Regions from separate parts of the Homo sapiens genome. Here regions 1 and 2 are each linked to region 3. Evidence: read pairs that join two places in POLR2A ChIA-PET (ENCODE). Cell type or tissue: OCI-LY7. All regions are shown on one strand. Each heading gives the region's core, and the rest is flanking DNA. Links, peaks and the distances in the headings are about the cores only.

The links. Peaks named below come from ENCODE experiments on the same cell type or tissue, not always from the same donor. Only the 100,000 strongest peaks of a DNase experiment are listed, where the experiment ranks them.
Region 1: POLR2A ChIA-PET joins it to region 3 with 6 read pairs; 5 of 35 experiments call an interaction of 5 or more read pairs at or near these places.
Region 2: POLR2A ChIA-PET joins it to region 3 with 9 read pairs; 5 of 35 experiments call an interaction of 5 or more read pairs at or near these places.

What each region holds. Positions count from the first base shown.
Region 1 is chr11:129,936,964-129,942,394 of GRCh38, forward strand. It overlaps PRDM10 (PR/SET domain 10), which reads right to left. Exons shown (of 21, transcript NM_199437.2): 8 at 635-707. Among named protein-coding and RNA genes, the nearest start is that of NFRKB, 44 kb to the left of the region's middle. RefSeq lists an enhancer at 1-136. In OCI-LY7, for the core only: a CTCF peak has its summit at 4,194; DNase peaks (open chromatin) are centred at 708 and 2,718; H3K4me3 peaks cover 3,315 bases; H3K27ac peaks cover 4,801 bases.
Region 2 is chr11:129,944,698-129,950,128 of GRCh38, forward strand. PRDM10 (PR/SET domain 10) reads right to left here. Exons shown (of 21, transcript NM_199437.2): 5 at 2,448-2,673; 6 at 74-315. Among named protein-coding and RNA genes, the nearest start is that of NFRKB, 52 kb to the left of the region's middle. In OCI-LY7, for the core only: a CTCF peak has its summit at 2,973; DNase peaks (open chromatin) are centred at 1,754, 2,364 and 3,014; H3K4me3 peaks cover 3,815 bases; H3K27ac peaks cover 5,000 bases.
Region 3 is chr11:130,130,193-130,135,623 of GRCh38, forward strand. APLP2 (amyloid beta precursor like protein 2) reads left to right here. Exons shown (of 17, transcript NM_001142276.2): 12 at 3,437-3,536; 13 at 5,371-5,431. Among named protein-coding and RNA genes, the nearest start is that of ST14, 27 kb to the right of the region's middle. In OCI-LY7, for the core only: CTCF peaks have their summits at 2,233 and 2,448; a DNase peak (open chromatin) is centred at 2,249; H3K27ac peaks cover 2,689 bases.

The sequences.
Region 1 (5,431 bases), core at 298-5,297, 190 kb before region 3:
TGTGGATGAATCTCACAAATACCATGTTGAGCAAAAGATGCCCAGGCACAAAAAGTGTACATATCATATAATTCTATTATGCACAATTTGTTAACAAGCATATCTTATGTGTGGTACTAGAAGTCAGGAGAGAGTTACGCTTGGGAGTGAGTAGGAATTAGAAGGCAGCACAAAGAAACTTCTAGGGCACAGTAACGCTGTTTCTTGATCTGGGTGCAGGTTACATGGGTGTGTTCACTTTGTGAAAATTTAAGCCATATACTTATGATGTGTGCAGCTTTCTGTATGTAGATTATACTTCAGTGACATTTGCATTAAAAACAAAGCCAATGCCTGCCTTGGTATATCCTCAGAGATGATAAAATCTGGATAGGAATCGTCCTCTGATCTAGGTTCTAATTTGGTATTTGGAAGTCTTCATTATATTAAATATTATTTTCCAGCACACATGAAAGAAATGTAAATGTCATTGTAGTTTGACACTGAATTAGATGGAGATGTGTGTCTCTAAAAAACCTACTGGAATAACTTCTGAAATATACTGAGACAAAAAAAAAATTAGAGGTTTCATAAAGATGTGATATATACAATTTAGAATTCATATAGAAAATGTAAAACATAAACGTCTAACCACCTTTCCTTTCTTCCTCAGAAATGTCATGAATTTTCTGGTTCACGAACTCAGCATAGGATGCGGCATACCACACCTGCAAGAAGCAAGTATATCATCAAGAACTGGGGACATCACCAGATGTTCTTTGCATGCTTAAATTATTTCTCCTGCTTACAGGAAACAATTCAGGCTTTTCCACAGCCCATTAACAATGGAAAAAAAGATCATGCTGTGAGCTCCCCTTGCAATACCTTTCCAGCAGATCAGTCAGGAAGTTCATTTGCCAAGACGCACTGCCTGTTTTCTTTTTCAGAAAATGGTTTCTGTTACTAGAATAACTTCACAAGAATTATAATCATAGTCTCTTCAACTAAATAAAACAGCCTCCCCTGATTTCTTATCTATATTTAAACACTGGTTTTTACAGGGTTGTAGTCATAGTGGTTGCCACCAAACAGCCCTTACTGGGGTCACCAATGACACCTTCCAAGGCAACCACCTTCTCCCGCCCACCCACTGGCTACTTCTGCTCACTCTGTTGGCCTCTTTTTTTTTTCTCCCTAACTTCTAAATATTGGTGTGGCTCAAAGCTTAGTCAGAGTGTAGGGACTTCTTATTTTGACCTCAGGTGGCCACATTCATTTCCAACCAACTCTATGCTAATGAATCCCAAATTAATATCTCCATCCCAGACTCTCTCTGTTCCCTCTGAGTGTGTTTGACTGGATGTTTTAGATGTCTCACAAACAGATCAAACTCAGCATGTCCAGAATGGAATTCTCAATGCTTTCCAACTCACACCTCCACCCATCTTCCCCATCTTGATGAATACCTTCCACCCAGTTGCTCAGACTTGAAACCTGAAAGGTGCCTTTGATTCCTCCGCTTGCTTCTATATGCCTTTAGCAAGGACTACCGCTCCCTCGATTGTTCTCCATCCCCGCTTTTGCCACCCTGATGCATGCCAAGACCATTTCTTGCCTGGATGGCCACTTGGCCTTCTGACTGGCCTCTCCTTTTCTCTGCAATTTACACAGTAGCCAGAGTGGTCTCCTCAAATCCCAGTTACCCCAGTTGGATCATTACACATCATATACAGGCATCAAAATATCACGTGTATCCCAAAAATATGTACAACTAACATGTATCAATAAAAAGAACACACAATCAGATCTTGTCATGCAGGCAACGGCTTCTCGTCTCATAGTAAACCTGAAATGTTTGTGATAATCTCCAAAGGGCTCCACAATCTCCCCAACCTGGAAAAGCAAACTCAGCCCTTGTCAGTCTCCCTGACCCACGCTTCAGTCAACAGGGCCTGCTTTCAACTGCTCAAACATGCCAAGTGCTTCACCATCCCAAGTCTTCAGCCCTGCTGTTTCACCCCCACAAGTGCTGGGCTCTTTGCCCTCACCCCTGCCCTAACCCTCTGTAGTGCTGGCCCCATTCCATAGTTCTCAGCCTCAGTAGAGCCTCGTCAGCAGGGCCTTCCCCAACCATCACATCAAAATCGGTCCCTTTCTTGTTACCTGCTCTTCCTGCACCATCTGTTTCCTTCATGGAACTTACCCCATGAGTTATTATTTGCTTGTTTACATCTTTCTGTCCATGTCTGCTCTAGAATACAGGTTCCCTGAACATAGGGAGCTGGTCTATGTTTTCTAGGGTCTCAAACACAGTAAGAGTTCAATATATCAATTACCAAATGAATTAATCATATATGATTTTTACGGATTATTTTAAATATATGGAAATATTTATAAAGACATTTTATTTTTTACTGTGGAATAATAGTCTACATAGTCTGTATTCTATAATTTAATTAACTACGCCCCTGTAGTTGCACTTTTAGATGGATTATCATTTTACTATTATAAATCCTACCCTGATCAATTCCAAGGTGTATTTTTAAATATTTTCACAGGTCAGAAGTCAGGATGTGTTTCACACTCTAGGGCCTTCTACAGTCATGGCCACGATGGAGCTCTTGCTACCTGCTCACTGCTCCTGCACAAACCTGGTCAAGCTCTTTGTACTGTTCTCACCTCATTCAGCTGTAAGCCCACTGACACCCCATGAGTGAACACGTGCCAAGCAATGCAAATGAAGGCCAAAAAGATCTGCCATTTCCTTCAGAACAAACACAAGAAATCTGAAAGCCATGCAAGGCTGGCGTGCATCCTGCAGGGCTTCTCAGTAAGGCATCAGCTGTCAGAAACTTCCTACAGGCTTGATCCAAAGCCTCTCCACTTCAAGGATACGTGAGTCAATTGAGGAAAAAGACACAGATGAGTTCAATCAAATGGGAAAGCACAGTATCAAAACTTGCAGGAAGGTGATCAGTGGCTTGAGGGAACATCCCAGGGGCAACAGCAGAACACTTATTTTTAAAATATTGCAGCTGCTTCACATTCTCAATGGCACAGAAGATGACAGCACACAGAAAGGCACAAACATCCACAATGAAGTCAAACAGTGATGCAGGAAAAAGAATTCAGGCTCTGCACACAAAGTGGTTTATACCTCAACCAATTTATTTTGCTTCAGTGTGTCTTTTTATGAATGCACAAGTATGATGTAATTTTAAAATTATGTCAAAATAAGTCTAAAATAGCTCCTTCTAACCATTTTTTATTTTTAAAAAGCACTGTAATAGGTAGCTTTTTTTCTTAATGGTGCATAAAATAATAGTGCATCCTAAAATCATTGGTATCAGGGTCAGTGAAATACAGTAGAGTCTAGTACTGTCTTCTTTTTATAACTATTTCCTCTGATTAACATTCAATGATTAGATTTACTCAGCCAAGAATATTTTTGCTATATACTTCCAGAAATGTTTTATGAAATGCAATTCTACAATTGACATTCCTATTTTTTCAACATTCACATTCATTGTACTGTATCCATTTATTTTTGCTAATTTAAATATAAATAGTAGCTCATAGTTATTTTGACGGTTTTAAAAATTATTAATGTTGAAAAATTTTTTTAACTTTTTAAAGTTCCAGGGTATATGTGCAGGATGTGCAGATTTGTTACATAGGTAAACATGTGCCATGGTGATTTGCTGGACCTATCAACACATCATGTAGGTATTAAGCCCAGAATGCATTTGCTATTTTCTGTTTTAAAACTTTTTTTTACTATTTGTTTCCTCCTCCAGATAAAGTCAATTCCTGACATTTGTTCATTTGTCCATCTGGGTGCAGTGAGGTCTGTCAGTTTTGAAAGTTGAACCTTTTAATGTGTATTACAAATATTTCCCCCTTTCTGTTGTTTCCTTTTTGTTTTATGGTTGTTCATTAGACTGAACTGTTATATTCTTATTTGTTTCTCTCCAACTTTATAGTTCTATCTACTGGTTTAAAAGAGAAAATCTGCCCTTCACAGTTAAAAAATATTCACCTCAGTTTTTTTTCTAATCAGGAATTTATTGGCATACATGGTATGAGATAGGAATCTCCTTTTACATGTTTTCTTTGGGGTTTATGGATTCTCTAGCTGATGGTTTCAAAAACAGAGGTTCTGCATACCTTTTGAACAAAATCCAGGATTCTTTCTCCCTCAAAAGAGGTATCCATTTCTAATTTGTACCATATGGAGGCACTGTGCAATTCAGTGTTTGTGTACTTATATGATCATTTCTTGCCTATTTTTCATTTATATCAGGAAGCTAAAGAGTATTTTGATCCCCTCTTTTGGCATGTTCTTAATATAAGCTTTATTTTAAAAAAGGAATTTTCATTTAGAATCATAGCAAAATTTTATTATGTCATCAAGAATTATTATTTAGATAAATTTCAATAGTTATTACCCCAAAATATATTTATGAAATCAGAAGTCGGCACATAGGATCCTTTGAGTAAAACATTCATACAAAGAAAAAAATCTTGCCCATACATCTAAACATCTGTTTCCCAACTATGGAGTGTGTAAATGAAGTTAACCGACATCTTTAATCACTCCGTCACAGATATACACGCGTTCCTGTCAATGGTTTGACTTACAAGTTTTTGACATGACGATGGTGTGAGAGTGAGATGCGTTCAAGTAGAAATCGTCTGAGTGCCCATACAGCCATTCTGCTTTTCACTTTCAGTACAGTATTCAATACATGACATGAGATAGTCAATACTTTCTTATAAAATAGGCACGGTGTTAGATAATTTTGCCCAACTGTAGGTTAATGCAAGTGTTCTGATCACATTTAAGGCAGGCCAGGCTGAGGTATGATATTCGTAGGTTGAGTGTATTAAGTACATTTTCAGTTTACAATATTTTCAGTTACACTGGGGCTTATTGGGATCTAACTCCATCATAGGTAGAGGAGCATCTGTACTGGTCTACTCCCCAAAACTACCACCTCCTTACCCCTGGACCTCATGCTTTCACGTTGGCTCTGCGCAATCTCCTGGTTCAAGCGATTCTCCTGCCTCAGCTTCACAAGTAGCTGGGATTACAGGCACCCGCCACCATGCTCGGCTAATTTTTGTATTTTTAGTAGAAATGGGGTTTTGCCATGTTGACCAGGCTGGTCTTGAACTCCAGACCTGAAGTGATCCAACTGTCTCAGCCTCCTGAAGTGCTGGGATTACAAGTGTGAGCCACCATGCCCGGCTTCACATAGGCCCTTTGATTAGCATAAAAGCCATATACTTTTCATTCTATTTACAGGATTATGACAGTGTGTACTACATGGTAGCTACTCAATAAGTATGTGAATAACCAGAAAATGACCCCCCTCCCCCTTTTTTGTTAAACAAACCCACTTTAGGAAAATAAAATTGCAAAAAGCCCTAAACAATCACTCTTGCTAGC
Region 2 (5,431 bases), core at 298-5,297, 190 kb before region 3:
CTGAGTAGACAACGCAGTGCTCCTTCAAACACTGGTAAAGGACAGGAGTGAAGTGTGATAGAGCATAAATTACCTTGAGGTGAATGTAACAGTCTTTCAGCTCCGAGCCCCTGACGAGAGGCCCCTCCACGGGGCCAAACTGGGTGCGCTTGGGGATGCGCCGCTTGGAGAACACCCCGCCCAGAAACCTGTCTATGTAGAGCACCAGGGGGAGGCTCGCCCTGGCCCGGGTGAGCACCGGCCGGTTGGGGATCGGGTGCAAGGGGCCGTGCTTCGGACACACTGAAGCATGCGCGTTATTGCACTCCTCACACCCTGCAAAAGAGAGACAGTCTTGAAGAAAAGTCCAATTCCTCAGTGTGACTTGATGTGAGGTAAAAAATTCTGACCCGAAAAATCCCCGTCTGCATTTTCAAGCCAAAATTCAATGAACTCCTAATGGCGCTACCCATTCAACGGTAATACATTCTCTCTGGGAGACCAGTAAAAATCCTGTAATTCTCCTCTAAAATCAGACAGAATTTGCTTATGCCTGCCAAAAACAACTAGCAGGCCATGACTGACTTCTTTGCTGGAGAGTCCTTTGAATAGTGGCCACTAAATTTACAAATCAATTACAACATGTCTGAAGAGTAAAAAGAGCGTATCAGGCTAAATGTTGCACTATCTGATGAGACAAAATAGGTGAATTTTATAGTATGCCCATTATCTCAATAAAACTATTCCGGGGCCGGGGAGGAACCCTGACAATACTATTGAATCAATTTTCTCAAAGGGAGTTACAGAAGTCTTATATCTCAGCCTAACTCAAACGGAAAAAGGGTTGTGCGGTCTGAGAGTTCAGTGCATACTGTCTGATTAGATAATGCTAAAATGAACAAATTTAGAATCCCTTCCTTCATTCACTGGGATGACACAACATTTTCCGCCCATTCCAAGAGCACTCGGTTTGCACCAGTCCGGCCACACGCCCTGCCTCTTTGCCAGGAGCACCCACCTGTAAGCTAACCGCCAGAACGAGACAGGTACAGCCCCAAAACGGAGGAGAGCAAATGGACCACACAGGCCATGCCCACAACCCTTAACACACTTAACATGCTTTACCTTACTCCAGCTGCATGGTGACCTGGTTTAGGAAATAGTTATTTTTAATTTCTACAATTCTCAAATAACAGAGCTACTTTGTATTAATATTTTAAAGATAAAGTGATTTTCTGTGCATTTGACTTAGGAGTTGCCTCAAAAATGTAAGAATTTTTCCCAGGTGCAGTGGCTCAGCCTGTAATCCCAGCACTTTGGGAGGCTGAGGTGGGCGGATCACTTGAGGTCAGGAGTTCGAGACCAGTCTCGCCAACATGGTGAAACTCCATCTCTACTAAAAATACAAAAAAAAAAAATTAGCTGGGCGTGGTGGTGCACATCTGTAGTCCCAACTACTCTACTCCGGAGGCTGAGGCTTGAGAATTGCTTGAACCTGGGAGGCAGAGGGCTGCAGTGAACCGAGCTTGAACCACTGCACTCCAGCTTGGGAGACAGACCAAGACCCTGTCTCAAAATTAAAGAAAAAAAAACAAAAACAAACAAAAAGAAAAGAAAAGAAAACGTATGAATTCAAGGAAAACCAAAACGAGCAAGTTCTCTGTTGAACTGGGATTAGATGTGGAGCTTGAACACTGGGCCCAAGCAGACAGATTTTACCACCACCACACAGAAGGACCAGGAGAAACAGGATGAAACCACAAAGCTCTGAAGAGCCTCAGTAATGCAAATCAATGAGTAAGCACTTTGCCACATAAGCAAGAAAATCCACAGAAAGAAACTGATGGTTTCTTGGTGGTGGAATGTGAACCCCCAGCAAGCAGTAGGGTGGGGTGGCTGATCAAGGGCGCTGCCGAGGGGCCAGACTGCCTGAACTGGAGTCCTGACCCTCAAATTATTGGCACAGCCCTGGGAAAGCTACCCACCTCATGGTAGGGCCATGGAGGGCATAAAGGAGGTAGTAGACTCAGGGCACTCACGCCTGGGATAGAACAGCATTCTTAAAAGGCTATCATGGAAGAGGCAAAGCAGCAAGGCAAACTTGTTAAAGCTGAAGTGGCTGAAGAGCGCAGGATCGGGCAAATCTACCATGGTGGTTTGGTAGCTGAAGCTCTGGTGTGAGAGACCTGGGCTTGGCTGCCTGATGCCCCTTCGTCCCTGTGTGACCCCCAGCGAGCTTCCCAATCTTCTGAGCTTGTTTACTCATCAGTAAATCAGAAAACGAAGGAGAGTGTCCCTCAAAGGGCTGCAGTGAAGGCCAGGTGGGATGAAGCAAGCAGAGAATGTAGCACAGTTGGCTGCACACGGAAGGACCTGACGCACGGGAGCTATGTTCACACACACGCACACGTACACAGACACACAAGATGGACACAGCTTCCCTGGGGGAGACCCGTGCCCACACTTACACAAGTCGTGTGGGTCGAAGGGCCGGGGCGGGTCTGGCTCCCAGTCATCCAGATCCGTGTCCTCACCGTCTTCTTCCTCATCTTCCTCAGTGTCCTCGTCCTCATCCTCATCCTCTTCCTCTTTGGCCTCCAGTCTGCCTAGAGGGGTCTGCAGAGTTGCCAAAGGGTCGGACCCATCTACACTCTCGATGGAAGGCAGCACCTGGTTATGAACTGGCAATGAGGCCTGGGCAAAAGTTGAAGGCACAGAGTAAGCAGACATGGACACCTGCTTTTGGTTCGCTGGTGCCTGCTGGCACAAACAGGGCGCAAGGGCTGGCTGAAATCTAGTCTTCCTACCAACTCCTTCCAGGCCCTGGAAAAATGACTTCCATCTACCGGCTGTGAGGAAGAGCTGGCTTCATTTTTGATCTGACTGCTCACAGCCTTTAAGCCTCTGCCCTCCCTCTGCCCCTTCTGTCCCACACCTGGGAGGGCTGCTAAGAAGGCTCAGGTGCTCCCTCCTTTGGCAGCAGTGGGAGAGTCAACACTGGCAAGGCCCTGACCACCTGCGTCCTGACCCCACCCCTAAAACTTAATAAAACCTGGTCTCTTCCTGGCTCATTCAGCCGTTTCACACTGCTTGAGAGGCCTGCCCTGTCTCCCAAGACTTCAAATAGGTAAGCAACAGACCGTTTCGATGTGTGCACATGTGAGGTATCATCAGTTTCCACATCTGAACTAAACCTGGGGTGGGGGTCCCTCTTGCCTTTCCAGAGTAGCCATACCACACTGGAGGGGGTAAATGAGTTGACCTATCCTCAACCACTTGTCTTTTAAAACTAAACACGTCGTGCAACACATGGTTAACAAAGTTCCATAGCTCACAGCTCTCCTTTTAAACAGCTCAGGCAGGCTGAGGTTTTTAAGTAAGAATGAAAGAGATGAGGTGCCTGTTTGTTTCATCATGCTGAAGTCAGTCTCCTGCAAATAAGACACAGTTTGGGTCATGTATTAGGTTAATGCTATCTTATCAAATATCCTGGCAGAAAATAAAAATGGTACCTTAAAAAGTTCTCCTGCCTCCAATCTAAGTGTTATGGGATTATACACTGGCCTAGAATCCCTTTATGCAATCTTGCTCCTCCTGCCCAATTAGCACAAGGTCATACTCAAGCCATGTCCTATTCAATAAATAAAGCAAGTTTTTAAAAATGCCACTCCCTTTATCTTCTCATATGTTGTTTTCCTCACCTAAAATACTCTTTCCTCAGCCACCTTCTAAATCCTACCACATTCCAGTTTCCCAGTGAACCGCCTTTGATGCCTCCAGCCCTCCCTGAGTCTCCTCTGCTCTGAACTCCTGCAGCCCTTGGAGCCATAGAATCCCACTCCACAACAGCACTCAGCATCTGCTTCCACATTTCATGACCTCACCAGGCAGCCTGAATCATTCTGAAATAGTTCTATGACAATTTCTGTGGAGCCCAGATCTTCCACGCTTTGGTTAGGGCCCAGGACTTTCCTCTGGAGGTAGCTAGAATAAGTGTAACCCTTCCGCCACAAGAATCAAATATCTGAAGGCCAAAAAACCCTAATTCATTCAGTCATTTCTCACATGACCAAACTCCCAGCTCCCTAATCATCTTGTTGTCTTCATTTATTTCGCAGTGGATTCCATATTTTTATTAATACAACATCAGGGTGCATTAGTGTTTACGTTGGCCACGTTGCTCTACTGCAGACCCATCCTGAACTTGCAGATAACTAAAATATCTAAGTCCTCTTTTCCCCTCATAGAGTGCTATTAAACCATTTTTCCCCTCATCAGGACTTCAAGAGCTGATTTTTACTTAAATGGGGGATTTTGCATTTATCTCCAGTAAATTTCATTTCACTGCTTTTATCTGTTCTTCCCATCTGCCAAGATCTTTAGACTTCAGATCCAGACATCTCACACATTAACTATCCCCACAGCTTTGCATCCATTGCCAAACACCATCTATTTTGGTGATGAGTATGCGTTTTCACATGAGTCCATCTTGCCTCTCCAACTGCACCTCAGGGAAATAGACTATGGGCTTTGGAGTCAGGCATTTAGAGTAAAATCCTTGCCCCACCCCTTAGCAAGTTACTACACTTCTCTGAACCTCAGTTTCTTTGTCTGTAAAATGGACACAGTAATACATGCCTCAGGTTGTTGTATTAAGTGAAACAATATGTATATAAGGCCAGTAGCAGAGTGTATAGCATTTAGTAACTGCTTAGTATTAATCATTATTATCCTAAGTTCTTTAAGGACCATGATGATATCATATACTTCCTCCTCAAATTTAAAAGATCGCTGAGCATAAAGTAGGTGTTCAATGAAGATTAATTTGTTGAAATATATTTGGCCTTTTGGGAAATAACACCAATCCCTTCAGGCATCTAGAGGAAGTCTTTGCAGTACTCACAGAAACATCCTTTTTCTGCTGTGCATCTTAATCGAAGAACTTATCAAACTCTAAAAAGAGGCTGGGTGTGGCTGGGCATGGTGGCTCATGCCTGTAATCCCAGCACTTTGGGAGGCCAAGGTGCGCAGATCACCTGAGGTCAGGAGTTTGAGACCAGCCTGGCCAACATGGTGAAACCCTGTCTCTACTAAAAATACAAAAAAAAGTAGCTGGGCATGGTAGCGGGTGCCTGTAATCCCAGCTACTCGGGAGCCTGAGGCAGAAGAATCACTTGAACCCAGGAGGCGGAGGTTGCAGTGAGCTGAGATCACGCCATTGCACTCCAGCCTGGGTGACAAGAGCGAAACTCCACCCCCCCACCCCCCAAAAAAAGAGGCCAGGCGTGATGGCTCATGCCTGTAATCCCAGCACTCTCCGAGGTTGAGGCAGGAGGATTGCTTGAGCCCAGGATTTCGAGACCAGCCTGAGCAACATGGTGAAACCCTGTCTCTACAAAAAATACAAAATTTAGCTGGGCAGTGGTGGCACGTGCCTGTGGTCCCAGCTACT
Region 3 (5,431 bases), core at 355-5,354:
GCCGTGAGGGCATTTCCAGTGGGGAACATAATGCCTTGACTAATGGTTGACCAGCACTGCTAGTTGCATTTGCTACTAGTCCTTAGAAAATGAGTTTTGATTTCCGAAGACATTCGGTACGTGAACTGGTTTTTGCAAGGTCACTGTTTTTAAAACATCTTTTTAAATACTTTTTTATATTAACTGCTTTATACTTAAACAATTTCTGAATTTTTTATATCATTTATTTCTGATTTAGGGTATTGCCAGAACCAATATTCAAGATCCTTTTCTAGGTATATTTATCAAGCAGATCTTAAAAATTGGTCTCTTGTTTTGTGCAGTATAGTTTTTGTTTAGACAGACACTTTTACATTCCTAGGTTTTGTCCAGCTTTACTTTCATCTACAGAGGTTTGTTTCTGGTTCCTACTTCTAATATTGGTGTTGTTCATATATTAACTTGAGTTTTACTTTTTTGTATTCATAAAAATGAGCTTGCCTACAAGACTGCTAGCTTCCGTTTAAACCAGGAAGTCTCCTAGCTCAGCCTTAGTTTTCCTAGAGGGCCTTATAGTAACAACGCTGATCTTACTTGATTTCCTCTCATATTGTAAATACAGTGCTGTGCTGATTGTGAGTGTCAGGGTACATGGGCTCACTTACTGCACGGGTGCTGGCCTGTCAGCCCAGAAACCCTCCTTCCCCACAGCTGCTATGAGTGTGAAGATGAAAAGGTAATGTGCCTAAAGGCCTAAAGGCCTTTGGAGTATTGGAGCTGAGCTGCTCCATTTGTGGAGCTGGGGGTCTGTCTCAGTGCCAGACTCCACACTGGCATTCAGTGCTGCCGGGTTGACTCCCTTGAGTGCCCTTGAGCAGCTCACACGCTAGTGTAGAGATAATAACTGTAAAGGTGAAGAGCAGGTGTTTTTTTGTCTGTTTGTTTGAGATGGAGTCCCACTCTGTCACTCAGGCTGGGTTGCAATGGCACCATCTCAGCTCACTGCAACTTCTGCCTCCCGGGTTCAAATGATTCTCTTGCTTCAGCCTCCCAAGTAGCTGGGATTACAGGTGCCCACCACAGTACCTGGTTAAGTTTTGTAGTTTCAGTAGAGACGGGGTTTCACCATATTGGCCAGGCTGGTCTTGGGCTCCTGGCCTCAGGTAATCCGCCCACCTCTGCCTCCCAAAGTTCTAGGATTACAGGTGTGAGCCACCACTCCCAGCCTAGAGCAGGTGTTCTTAGATATACAGAGTTCACTTCAGAAGCTGGTTGTTTTGGGGAATAAAAGAACTCAGGCTTCTAAAGAGTGGGAAGAACGTGGAAAGGGGCTGGGTTGGAGACCCTAAGGGGCATCTGGTGTGGGCCTGGAGCTCAGGACTTTGCTTCACGCTGGATGTAGCAGAAGAGGAGAAAGTCCAAGAGGCCTGGATGGAAAACGCATGCATCTTGACAGGGCCTAGGCTCTTGGGGTCTACTTGATTTTTTGAAAAGACTTAATCACTTTCCAAACTTTCTGGTTTAAAATTAAATTATCGTGTTGTATTCTAGCCAGTTTTGTGTGAGAGTAGAAGGGAAGGAGAGATTTTGATCAGTATATTAAATTAATAGAGAATTCCTGCAAGTGAGATCAAGCTTCCACACCAAGTAATGTGGGAAGTAGAATGCTCCCATTTAAACACCTTTGGGGAGAAAACCCAGCTCTCCTGTCTGCTACTTACTACCTGCTCTTAGCTTTAATTCTGGCAAAGCTTACCTTCTGCCTTGTTCCCTATTCTGTTATCTAAACACCAGAAAAATTTGCAGATATTCAGCCTGTTGTAACTTGTGCCATGTCTGCTTGTCTGGATATGAGTGAGATGGTGCTTTTACCCCCATACTATAGCCAATGGTTTGCTGTAGAGACACTAATTTGCAGTCTCCCGCTCTGTGGTTCTTGTCCTCTGTGAGTGTATGAACCTTCCTGTCTCACACGGCTCCCGGTTCCTCTGGGAGGTGTAGCAGGACAACACTTGCTGAACCCGTGGGTGTTGCATTTTGGCTTCATTTGCATTTTTTCTTCAAGGCACTCACTCTTGTGCTTTCCTTGATTGACAGAATGGCAAATATAAAATTAAATTGCTTTCATCCTTGCTTTGAAAGGTCAGAGAGATGTCAGTCTACAATAAAAGCATCTTTCCATTTAGCTTTTTTTTTCATTTTGATCCTTCATGTTAATGGCTTCAGGCCCACATAATTAATCCACTGGTTTCCAGCACCCTCTTTAGGAAAAGCTTGGTAATTGCAGGTCTAACCAGGCGGGGATGACTTAGCTTGAAAAGCTTGTGGGAGCTACAGCAACACACCTCGCCGTGTCATTGGGGTGGATGCTAGCCCGTCACCTTTCACTTCCATCCTGGAAAACTGTAAAAATAGTGACCACTTCTAATGGCCTTTTTTTTTTTTTTTAAATAATGAATAACCTTAGAACTTTTGCATTCAGAAAAGGCAGTGAGCTACGGTAGATGAGTCTTCCTTTATCACCCCCTTAAAATCAGGTTTATTTATACCTCAGCATGAGTTTTTCAAAAAATAGCAATTTAGTTAAATAGGAATAAACTAATTCTTTATTTACCACAATAATCATTTAAGCAATTGCTTCACTAAGCAAAATCCATAATGGTTCCCTCTGTTGCCAAGTCTGCTTTTCAGCCAGTAATTTCAGTCTTTTTTAATCCCATCTAATCTGACCAGTGGTAGAAATCAACTGACTCTTCTTTCACTCAGCAAAACCTTACTGAACATTCGGCATTGTACAAATTAGAGTTCTTTTTTTTTTTTTTGGCTCAATATAATTAGTAGTAAGTGCCTTGTATGAAAATCCAGTAGCTAGTGGCCATTTTTAAATAAATTGTCTCTTAATTTGGAGCACTTTCCAGATAAATTCTCATGTCAGCTGGGGGAATTATACAGTCTTTTTTTTTTTTTTTAAGACAGGATCTTGCTCTGTTGCCTAGGTTGGAGTGCAGTAGCACAGTCATAGCTCACTGTAGCCTAAACCTCCTGGGCTCCAGTGATCCTCCAGCCTTAGCCTCCCAGGTAGCCGTGACTGCAGGCACACAGTACTATGCCTGGCTAATTTTTGTATTTTTGGTGGAGACAGGGTTTCATCATGTTGACCAGGCTGGTCTCAAACTCCTTCGCTCAAGTGATCCTGCTGTCTCACCCTCCCAAAGTGCTGGAATTACAGGTGTGAGCCACCACGCCCAGGCTGAACACGTTCTTATACTTTAGCAGTCAGTAAATATGGCGTGAGGATTAATACATTTCCCCTGACCAGTTGCTTTGCTAGACTCTGTAGAGAATATGCTTTGTAAAGTGGTTTTTCCAGAAGTTGTGTCGATGTTCCAGCTGCAAGTTCCCTCCTGGCCTAGTTGTTTTCAGTCACAACACCTCTCCACCATAACTCTGCTTCCAGGTGATGACACATCTCCACGTGATTGAAGAAAGGAGGAACCAAAGCCTCTCTCTGCTCTACAAAGTACCTTATGTAGCCCAAGAAATTCAAGAGGAAATTGGTGGGTACCAGCTCTTTGTGTCAAGGTCATACGGGACTTCTTGCAGAGGCTCAGGAGTGAAAGCTGGGCAAGAGTAGAGAGAGATGAGCAAGCAAGGCCGGTGAAGTGGGGCATTAGCACATCCTGGCTTCAGAAGCCTGGAGTCCACTGGAGCTTTCATGGCAAGGTGAAGGAGGAACCAAGGACAGGTGCACTGGCTGTGAGCCATGGAGCCTCGGGCTTCACTGACCTTCACTCTGTTAGCGGAAGAATATCTGGGGTGTGAAATTGCAAGAGACTACGAGTTTCCTGTTCCCGTTTTCCTCCTTCGTTCTGATTATTTCAAGCACCTGATTTTATATAAATTCTCACCTCCTCCTCTCCCGGTCTTTATCTTCTTCATTTATTCAACAAGTTTTATTATGGCTGCTGCGTGCGTGTCACAGAGTAAAATGGTCCACGAGCAGATGGTACCTGCTGGAGTTGATGTGTTGATAAGAGAAAAACAGATAGTAAAACAAGAAAATAAGTGTCAGCTGGTGATAGGTGCTGTGCAGTGTGAAAACTCGGGCAGAGTGCTAGAGAGTGGCCAGTCGGGGCGGCTGCCTCTGGGGACGGTGGCCTGAGATCCGAATGGTAAGATCACAGCGGGAGAGCACGTTGGTAGCAGAGGGAGCGGCAGCTACAAAGGCCCCAGGTGGAAGTCAGGCATCACATTTGAGTAGATCAGTGTGGCTACAACATAGCAAAGGGGATGTGGCCAAAGTATGCAGGGACCAGATGAGGAAGAAATTTCAGCAAAATCAAGGAGTTTGGATTTTATTCTAGGATAATGGGAAGCCGTTAGAGGATTTTCAGCTAGGGAAAGACTAGATCTGGATTATGAATTTTTAAAAGCTCACTTGGCTGCTGTGTGTAGTCGATTAAAATTAGAAACCAGCCAGGAAGCGATTTTAGAAATTCAGGAGAGAGCTGTTGGGAGTATGCACTGAAGGGGTGACGGGGTAGGAGAAGGAGCACCCCAGGGACAGCTGGGGATGGTCTGTAGGATGTGTTCTGGTGGGAGTGTGTGGGGCTGCGCCCAGGGCTGCGTGTGGGGTTGGGGGAGCGGCATCAAGAAGTGCACTTAGGGTTCCACTGGGAGCAGCTCGGGGATGGTGGTACCATGGCTGACTGAGGTGGAGAAGGAAATCCGGAGCTCTCTTGATACATGTTAAGATAGAAATTTCTGTTGGATGTTATGTGGGGATGTAGGATTTAGGTGAGGCAGAGGTCAGGCAGTAGGTCCAGGATTCGGGCCTGGGAGTCATGGTATATGGTCAGTATTTAAAACTGGCGTCGGGGAGAAGTAGGTCAGAGGGTATGAAGTGGTAGTTGTAGTTACGTGGGGTGGATACGTCTAGAGATGGGATGGACAGCATGAGGACTGTAGTTAGTAATATCGTACTATATACTAAAAATTTGCCGAGAGTAGATTTGAGGTATTCTTATTTTTAAAAAAAAGTAATTCTGGAAGGTGATGTGTGTGTTTGCTTGACTATGGAAATCATTTCATGGTGTATATGTATATCAAAGCATTATATTTTAGACCTTAAATATGTACAATTTTTTAAACCCCCAAAATCTGTGGAGTTGTGGATACCACTTAACTGGAGTGTGGAGGTGGATGCAGGGGTGCCTGGGACGGCGCCCTGGGGTCCCTGGTGTTGGGGCTCTGTGGTGCCACAGAATCAAGGAAGGTGTTTCAGGCAGGAACTGGGAGCCACAGTGGGGTCTTGGAGCTCTAGAGCATCCTGTGCCTGGACACCAGGCCCTTCTGAAGCCTGCTTTCTGTCCCCTGCCCTGTCTTCATCAGATGAGCTCCTTCAGGAGCAGCGTGCAGATATGGACCAGTTCACTGCCTCAATCTCAGAGAC